2 separate regions of the Mus musculus genome follow, and region 2 is linked to region 1. Evidence: chromatin contacts called from ENCODE Hi-C or POLR2A ChIA-PET data. All regions are on one chromosome and are shown on one strand. Each heading gives the region's core, a stretch centred on a gene start or an enhancer-like site at or near the end of the contact. The rest is flanking DNA. Distances are from core to core; before and after follow the strand shown. Region 1 overlaps Gm35208 (a long non-coding RNA gene). Region 2 has its middle 30 kb from the start of Gm24208.

The links. Hi-C counts contacts between places; a loop is a spot of excess contacts on that map. ChIA-PET counts read pairs that join two places held with the same protein, here RNA polymerase II (POLR2A).
Region 2: a map of heart shows a loop between it and region 1 (2.3-fold over the local background). The contact joins two enhancer-like sites. A Hi-C loop is called at or near these places in 1 of 37 maps with a recorded cell type or tissue (heart). POLR2A ChIA-PET finds 5 or more read pairs at or near these places in 1 of 5 experiments (embryonic stem cell).

The regions. Positions count from the first base shown.
Region 1 is chr12:12,991,880-12,996,173 of GRCm38, forward strand. It overlaps Gm35208 (a long non-coding RNA gene), which reads left to right. Exons shown (of 4, transcript XR_381277.3): 2 at 1,418-1,619; 3 at 1,780-1,838; 4 at 1,949-2,470. Among named protein-coding and RNA genes, the nearest start is that of Gm35208, 6.6 kb to the left of the region's middle. Within about 2 kb of position 2,097, at least 1 of the 3 ENCODE cell types and tissues checked has a DNase peak (open chromatin) inside an H3K27ac peak, as active enhancers do.
Region 2 is chr12:13,208,594-13,212,887 of GRCm38, forward strand. No RefSeq gene overlaps it. Among named protein-coding and RNA genes, the nearest start is that of Gm24208, 30 kb to the left of the region's middle. Within about 2 kb of position 2,084, at least 1 of the 3 ENCODE cell types and tissues checked has a DNase peak (open chromatin) inside an H3K27ac peak, as active enhancers do.

The DNA.
Region 1 (4,294 bases), core at 847-3,346:
TTGTTTCTTCTGTTGTTTCAGAGTTTCAGGTCTTACATTAAGATCTTTGTTCAGAGTGGAGACACAGATCTAGTGTCAGCCTTTTGTATGTGACTATCCAGGTTTTCCATGCCATTTGTTGTAGAGGCTGTCTTTTTGTCAATGCATATTTTTTATTTCTTTGTCAAAAATTGGGTGGTCATAGCTGTGTGGGTTTATTTCTGGGTCCTCTATTCTATCCCACTGGTCTCTGTCTATTTTTGTGCCGGTCTCATGCTATTTTTGTTACTGTAGCTGCATGTATGTGTGTGTATAGTAATACACTATTACAGTAGTTTAATTTGAGGTCAGGTATTGTGATTCCTCCTGCTGCACTGTTTGTGTTCAGGATGGGTCTGGCTGTTTAGAGTAGTTTTTTGCTTCTGGATGCATTTTAAGAACATTTCCATTTCTTCAGACAGAAGCTCCATACAACTGCCAACTCTTCTCCGATCCTAGCTCCTGGAAACCACTTGTCCACTTTTTGTTTCTAGGATTTAACTAGTCTAGGTGTCTTATCTGAGTGAAACTGTATAGCATTTGCCCTTTCGTCTCTTTCTTCTTTCCTTTAGCATGATGTTTTCAAGGTTAACTCATGTTACAACATCTACCTGAATTGTAATCCTTTCTAAGACTCAATAATATCTCACTGTCTATGTGCATAACCCATTTTGTTTACCTACCTGTCAAAAGATATTTGGGCTGTCTGTCACCTTTTCACTGGGATAAATAATGAATGCCCTGTCAGCATATAGACTTCTTCATATCTCAGATTTTAATTTGTTTGTGTGTATATACATACATTCACACACACACACACACACGGAAGTGAAATTTCTGGGTCATATGCTTGAACATTGACTCTCAAGTAAAGACTCTCTGTAGTGTGACCTGGGGTAGGGTGATCTGGGGTAGGTGCTCCTTTCTGTATGTCACTGGAAATGAAAACTTGAGTTAGGCATCACTTACAGGACAGGGATGGTATATTGGTATGAGAGATAAAGAAAAGAGTCCGTTGGCTATGCAACAGCTATTCACAAGTTAGAGTGGCTGAAAGATTTGTCCTGTTAAGGTGGCCTCTGAGGATTGCCTCTGGCCTGCGAGAGACCCTGGCATAGCTGCATTCCCTAGTATATAGTGTCCCCCCACCCTCCACTTCCTGCAAGCAGATTGTGTTCCTGGAAAGTTATGGTGAGTACTATTTTAGAGCTCATTATTCAAGGAACCCTGGGGTGGTTCCTTCTGGAAAAGCAAGGCTTTGTTGGTGGAGGAAATAGCAAGTTCTAAATGACTTGCCATAAATCTGAGCCTTGGTATACAAGCTCTGGCCTAGTGTGGGATGTCACGGTTGATAGGCTCCTCTCACTCTGCCCGTCCCTGTCACCTGGTGTTTATCCAGGTGTCACCAGGTACAAAACGGATCCTTTCCTTCAGAAGAGAAGCAGTGAGTTTTGTTGCAGCACATGGGCTTGGAAGACTTCCGATCCTGCCTTCCTGGTCATTCTCTGCTGTTATCTGAGTAACACTGACCAAGTGACTTATCCTCTTTGGGCCCTCACTTCCTCATCTGAAAAACATAGATGGCGTGCGGGAAGGATTGGGTAAGCTGACGCTGTTTAGCCCATGACAGAGAGACAATTAGCCTGCTCACATGAGGAGGCCTGGGAAGAATATACTCAGGAAACCTGGGATTTCTTGTTTCAGAATGGTTTTGATGAGGCTTTCAGACCAGCAAACATTGTTTTTTTTTCTTTTGAGCAGCAATGCCAGGATGAAAGATCTTTCCTATGGGTGGACAGCTTTCTGCAGGCCTCCCTAGTGTAAGTAAGGCTCCTGGCTGATTTGTCTGCCTTTCAAACCAAGCCTTTGTTTCACTGTCCTTACTGTGCGCTCTTGTCCTTTTGATCACTTGTTCTTTATAACAAAACAGGTGCCAAGTTCTACCAACAAGCAAGAGCCAAGACCACGGAAACTGTGACCAGCATAATACAAATTGTGTTTTCTGAGCACTGGATTAAAAAAGAACCTCTAAGATAAAAACTGGAAGTAGTTTTCTCAAGAGGGGACTGCTGCTGCCCCATGGAGTCAGGACAAAGCCCTGCCGTCTGTTTGGTGCATTGTGGAATCTCACATTGCTCACATTCCGCCAACCCTCGAGATAGGCAGCACTATGACCATTGTCCTCATTTAGGACCTGCAAAAACTGAGTTCCAATCAGTAAAGCCAGTTGCCCCAGGAAACGAGCTGATGGGTGGATGAGGCAGTATCTCCTCTGGCCACAGCAGGCCAGCAATCCTGAGCCACTCTGTAGGCCTGCAATGGAGGGAGGCTCTTATACTCTAACCATCAGTGTTAACAAACTGAGAGACCCTTTTATGGTCCCAGGCTTATAGCTGGTGTGTGTGTGTGTGTGTGTGTGTGTAGCCATGCAGATGGTTAGCTCATTAATAAATAATAGCCACCATTCTTGACATTTCCAGGGTCAGTTGTGCAACAACTGAAGATGGAATTCCTCAGTGCAGGAAATAGCCTGCACAACAAAGCACTCTTATCTCAGGGGAGGCAGCTGAGATTTCTTGGGCTCCTGCGCCTTCTCTGGCTTGGTTAGTTTTACCCTCAGGGACCCGTCCTCAGACAGGCGCCAGAGCCTCTAAGAGGGTAGGGCTCACAGACCAGCTGAACCCCAGCCTCGCCTGTACTCAACATTCCCAAACATCTGTGGAATGAAGGATGAACCAATTCTTGGCCTTGCCATTCCCATCTGTGAATCAGGACAATAATGGTGTGTGAATGTGTGCACTGTGACAACTGAAGGAGAGATCAGCCCAGCTGTCTAGGCACTTGGAACCAGCTATTAGGTGGTGTGGTGATGGCTTTGCCCATTGGCTAGCTGGGGAGAGGGAAGAGGGGTCTTTAGGTGTTAACCAAGAAGGCTTCAGTGAGCCCAAGATGATGCACTGAGGAAATTTTGTGCACTACCATCTACAGCAGGGGCTATAAAACTCCAGGTGGCAGGAGTCTTGGGGCAAAGTAGATTAGAAAGAGGTTCTGTCACACCTTTCTAAGCTGCCTCATGCTCACCTAGGCTCCTGGGAAGCTTGGTTCTGCTCTCTCAGGAATGAGGATGTGATGCCCCAGGACCTCCCGGGACTTTGTTTCTGTGATTCACAATCGGGAAAAATGAGTCTTTTCCGCCGTGGCCAGGATGACCTCCACGTCCAGTCTTTTTGGCAAGTATCTTTGCATGCACTGCAGCATGTGCTCATGTGTGTGTGTGTGTGTGTGTGTTTCTACCATGCTTCCAATCCTATTTCTCTGAGTGTCTGACTGTGGGGTTCATCTCCATGAACCACTATAGTGGGACTCCACCTGCCTGCTAGTTGATCAGGTCTCCCTTGTGGCCTGCCCTTTAGCCTGCCTGTCAGAAAGCTCTTCTGGTCTCTGGCTGAGGTCAGGGGCTGTCACGTGGCAGGGAGAAGAGTGGAGTGCTAACAACTGCCTGACAGCTGGTCACAGCTGGTGACAGCTAGGCTGGCTTGGGCGTGGGAAACACGATTCAGGCAGCAACAGCTGGGAAGAGGACCACACTCAGAAGACGAGCTGATGAGCCACCGTGCCGTGTGCAAAGGGCAAGACCCCACTCCTACCACCCTCTCTTGGACAGGGGCCAGCACAAGGGGTGGCTCAGAGCCTGCACTCCCAACGTTCTTCTCAGAGCCTGGTCAGAGACTGTTCTTTCCGGAGGTTCGAGGAACCTCTCCGGAGGTTCGAGGAACTCCTCCTTGCTCCTGCCCAAGCACGATGTGGGTTTCATTGATGGGTTCCTCGGGGTAGCAACACAAGGGGTGTGCACATCTTGGAGCGTGCTTACTTAGAAGCTGTGCATGTCGCCTTGCAGCAAAGGGGCTCCGAAAGGGGGAGGGGCCTATCAGAAGCAGTGAGAGCCGCCTGACTCAGATGTTGGCAACCAAATTCACATCCTCTGGAAGCCACAGTAAGTGGCTACAGAAGTTTGTTTGTTTGTTTGCTTGTTTGTTTGTTGTTTATCAGGCCTGGGATTGAATGCAGGACTGCACACACTAAGCAAGGCAAGCCTGGGGGATGAGCTGAAACCTGTAACCTACTCACTGCGTCTCCCAGAAGGCTGTGGTGCTGTGAGCTCACCTCCCTACCATTTTCTAGCAACGCAGACTTCGCTGCCATTCTTCACTGCATGAGAGACCATCAGAAGCACTCCAGAGGGCTTATTTTCCAGCTGCTGCAGAAGACCTACAGG
Region 2 (4,294 bases), core at 834-3,333, 220 kb after region 1:
CTTTGTGCCTGAGCTCCTGTTGAGAGTACAGTGGTATGTGACGGCACCTAATACTGATGAATCTACTAGTCACATCAGTATTCATGGGTTTCATTGTCTGTCTTTCCATTCTCACCATTCTCATTATAAAATGAACCAAATCCACACTCAACATTTTGAGCAATGGATGGGAGCCAGATACTGAGGTAGCACACCCTAGGAGCCATTTTACAACTGATCAAATACAAATGCCTGTTCATCACTTTCTTGGGGGCAAAAGGTGGATATTTTTCTAACTTATAATATAGGAATTGGAGATTATTAATTTCAAAAAAAGAATGAAAGCTCCTTTTAACAACAAGCTGAAGACCTTCTCTGCACCCCATAACGGCAGGTGGGAAGGTTCTGGGGATCAGGGCCACTGCCCTGCGCCTTCCTGTCCAGAGCCCCAGGGGATCAAAAGGCGGAGAGAATGGGAGGCGATGCTTCTGCAGAAAGGCCCCTGGCTCTTGAAATGAATGACCAACTTCTTTAACAGACTTCTCCCTCCCGGCTCACATTCCCCATGGTTGGTGAGGCAGAAAATTCACAAGAACAAAGCTCTTGCCCTAAAAAGATCTTTTCAACTTAGGGTCAATTCCACATCTGAAGCTTCCCCGGGAACCACCTTTAAATTGAGACGAGGGGGAAAGCAGCTGTTGCCTTTGCGCCTGGGAGAACCACACACGAATGCGCACTAGTGTCTGCCTGCCCCACACACGCATTCTTCCTGGGAAATTCACACATGCAGAGGCCCAAGTAGCCTAAGGAGGCGGGGGAGTGCCCAGAGGACATGGGTGTCCAAATCCCTGGATTCCTTGTCCTACCATGGTGAGTTCAGGGTAACTTCTAGAAGCCTCCGCGTGATCTAGGCTCCCCTCACAACTCCTAATCAGCCAAGGAGATAATATGTGTGAAGACGAGGCCATCTTTCCTGGTCCTGGAACAGGTTACACTTCACGCCAGTTTGAGCATGTGGCAGCATCTGTCCCACTGAGTATTATCGGGGTTCCCTTCTCTTCCAGCCTCTCAGGATCCAGAGTTCATTAACATCAATATTGTTCACATTTTACTCACAGGGAATGGCAGAAATCTATGTTCTACATGGAGTTAGGACCTTGAACTCTGTTCCTAACCTATCACTCTGGGAGTCGGCGGGGGTGGGGGTGGGGAGAAGGCTGGGTCTGGGGGCTCCCTTTGATCAGATCCATCTGAGGAGGGGCCAGTCCTGGCTATAATAAGCAGTATCCATCGCCCTGGGAATCCAGACAGGGACAGGGCAGATGAGTTCCCACCCGGTGCCCAGGGCCAGGCCAAGGTGATCAAGTCTCTCTCCAGCCAGAAGCACCATCCCTCCGGCTCCAGGGTAATAAACTGAGTGTCAGGGCTGGAGCTGTAACCCGGTTCATTTCTGGGCCAAATCTCTGAAGCTGAGGGTTTATTTTTAAGGCCTAGCAGTTTGCTGTTTCCAGCTTCTCTCATCAGAAATTGTGCGATTCAGCTCGATCTGCATTGGAAGCATAATTTATCATTGTTCACAGATGGTGGCGAAGGATGGGGAGGAGTGTGCTTTTCATTTTAGTTCAGCAAACATTTCCGGAGCCTTTCTTGTGTGCCAGGCGCAGAGTAAAAGCACTAGGGATGTGCAAATGAGTGACAGGAGTTCCTGCTCCTTGAGCGCTTACAGGCTAAGCAGGGAGCAGGAGGTGCAGCCTGATCATCGACACCAACTCTGCCTCCCTCCAGAATCTTCCTTCTGACTTTCCCTATTGAAGTCACCTTGGGAAAATGAGCTCATCTCTTTCTAAACAGAGCTTTGCCAGCTTTGTCAATCTCTGTGAAACACGAATCTCTGGTTCCATCGATTTTCTTCTGTTGTTTCCATTTTTTGTTTATTAACATTTGCTCTAATCTTTGTTGTTTCCTTCCGCCTGCATGCTTTGGGATTTATTTTTTCTCTTTATTCCCCCTAGTTCCTTAAGATGGGAATTTAACATGAGATTCTCTTTTTATCTTGAATTTAAAAAATTATGTGTATGTACGAGTGCCTGCATGTATGTATGTGTACCATGTGTGTGCCTAGTGTCCTCTGAAGCCCAAAGGGGAGTCGGATCCCCTAGAACTGGAGTTATGAGTGGGTTCTGGGAACCACGTTCAGATCCTCTGCAAGAGCAGCAGGCACTCGCTCTGAAGCCCTGAGCCGTCTCCCTAGCTCCCCTCTTTCCCATTTAATACAACGATTCACAGCTATAAATTTCCCTCTAGCCACTGCTTTAGCTTCTTCCCCTAGCTGTCTTTACCATTTCTGTTTTCACCTTTCTCAGAGCAGTTTCTAATTTCTCTCAGGATTTCATCTTTGACATGGCAGCTCCATCTCTTCCTTGTGCTTGTTTACTGCTATGATGCTCTCTGTTGTTGACTTCCAAGTTCGGTCCAGTGTGTTTGGTGCCCGTGTAGCTCAAAGTCTTTTGAGCAGACTGAGGCATGTCTATGGACTACCATATCCTGGGGAATGCTCCCTGTGTCCTAGAGGGATATGTATTCTGTTGTTGGGGCCTCTAAAGATAGAGTCTTCTCAGCCTATATTCTGCTAGTTATAATTAAGTCTTTCCAGTTCTGGTTGAAAACCAGGTATTGAAGTATCCAACTAGTATTCTTGAATTTTTACCTTGTTACTTTAAACCACAGTTTCCTTAAAGGACAATAATTATTCCTGCTTTACAGAGGGGTAAAGAATTTAAAATACACTGGGTGGTGGTACGTACCTTTAATTCTAGCACTTGGGAGGTAGTGGCAAACAGATCTGTGAGTTCAAGGCCAGCCTGGTCTACAGAACAAGTTCTAGGATAGATAGAAATAGATAGACAGACAGAAGATGGGTGGGTGGTTGGTGGATGGAGAGAGAGAGAGAGAGAGAGAGAGAGAGAGAGAGAGAGAGAGAGAGAGAGAGAGACTGTGCACGGTGAGTACTGCTGCAGTGGCTCTGGATGATTGGCAGTGCACAGTGGTGGGGAGAAAGCTTTCCATCCAGTAGCTAGCTGGTTCTGGGTTACATCAACATACTTTCAGTCTGGAAAACACAACCCCCCTAAAGGAGACAGTCACGGCTCAGCCCTGTATGACTCTACAGCCTAATTTCCAAGATGTACATATCTCCCATCTTAAAAAAAAAATCACGAAACTTACAAGCTAACATATTCTAACCTGTCATCCGAACTCTGCTAGCTGGATCATCACAGAAGGGTCACGAAACTTGCCTACTCCTCTCTCATTCCTTTCTTTTCCCTGTTTAACAAATAAATGCTTACTAGCAGCCCTGGCCGGGCCATACTCTGCCCTGGGTCCAGAGTATGCTGAAGGTCGGCCTGCTTTAAATGCCCTTCTCTCTGCAGCAAGAGGTAGTATGTCTAAGCAGGTAAATAAAATGCAGGAAGCGTATACTTTGGGAGGGGAAGGAACAAAAGGTTTAGAGCACACATAAAGACAGAGGTGACCTGCCTAGTAGGGAGGAGATCGTGAAGGAGCAGGAAGAGTGGTTCCCAACAAAGCACTACCAAAAACTGACAAGACATGCAGTCCTCAACAGCAGCTTGAGTTTCATAACCCTTCCTGCCCCTGCCAGCCCTCTTAGGTGGGAGGGGGCCCGGGGAGGAGGAGGAGGAGGAAAACAAGAGGATGTTACACTAAGTGAGTCATCCAGCCTCAAATAACCGAGAGCTGCTAAAGCAGAAAGTTCTCAGCTTGGAAGTGTGCCAGCTTCAGTGCTGCAAAAATAGCCACGATGAATTCACATATTTCTCTGGGAGTGTTGGTCCATCGTACCAGTGAAATCTCAGCCACAGCAAATTGGAACTTGGGGCCCATATGCTCAAAATCATGCTCAGATTTTGGTCAAAGGTTTTCTTGAGAAGGCTGAAAAAGCTGTGATTTTGTTTTTTTGTTTTTTGTTTGTTTGTTTGTTTGTTTGTTTGTTTTACTGAAAGTGGTCTATTCTTCCATTCTGTTGGGGTTATTACACTATGGGATATTGTTTCCTGCTCGGAGTGAAAAGTCTCGGTGTTTTTCTGTTGAAGGCCTCCATCATCTAAGCATGATAGTCTCGTCAGTTGGAAAAGGTCACAATGTAAGAATGCCTGCACACTGTAGAGGGAGAAGAGGCATTGTAGCCCAAAAGCCTCTCACTAGACCATTGGTTCCTAGCTTTCCTAATGCTGCAACCTTTTAATCCAGTTCTGCATGTTGTGGGGACCCCCAACTATAAAATCATTTCATTGCT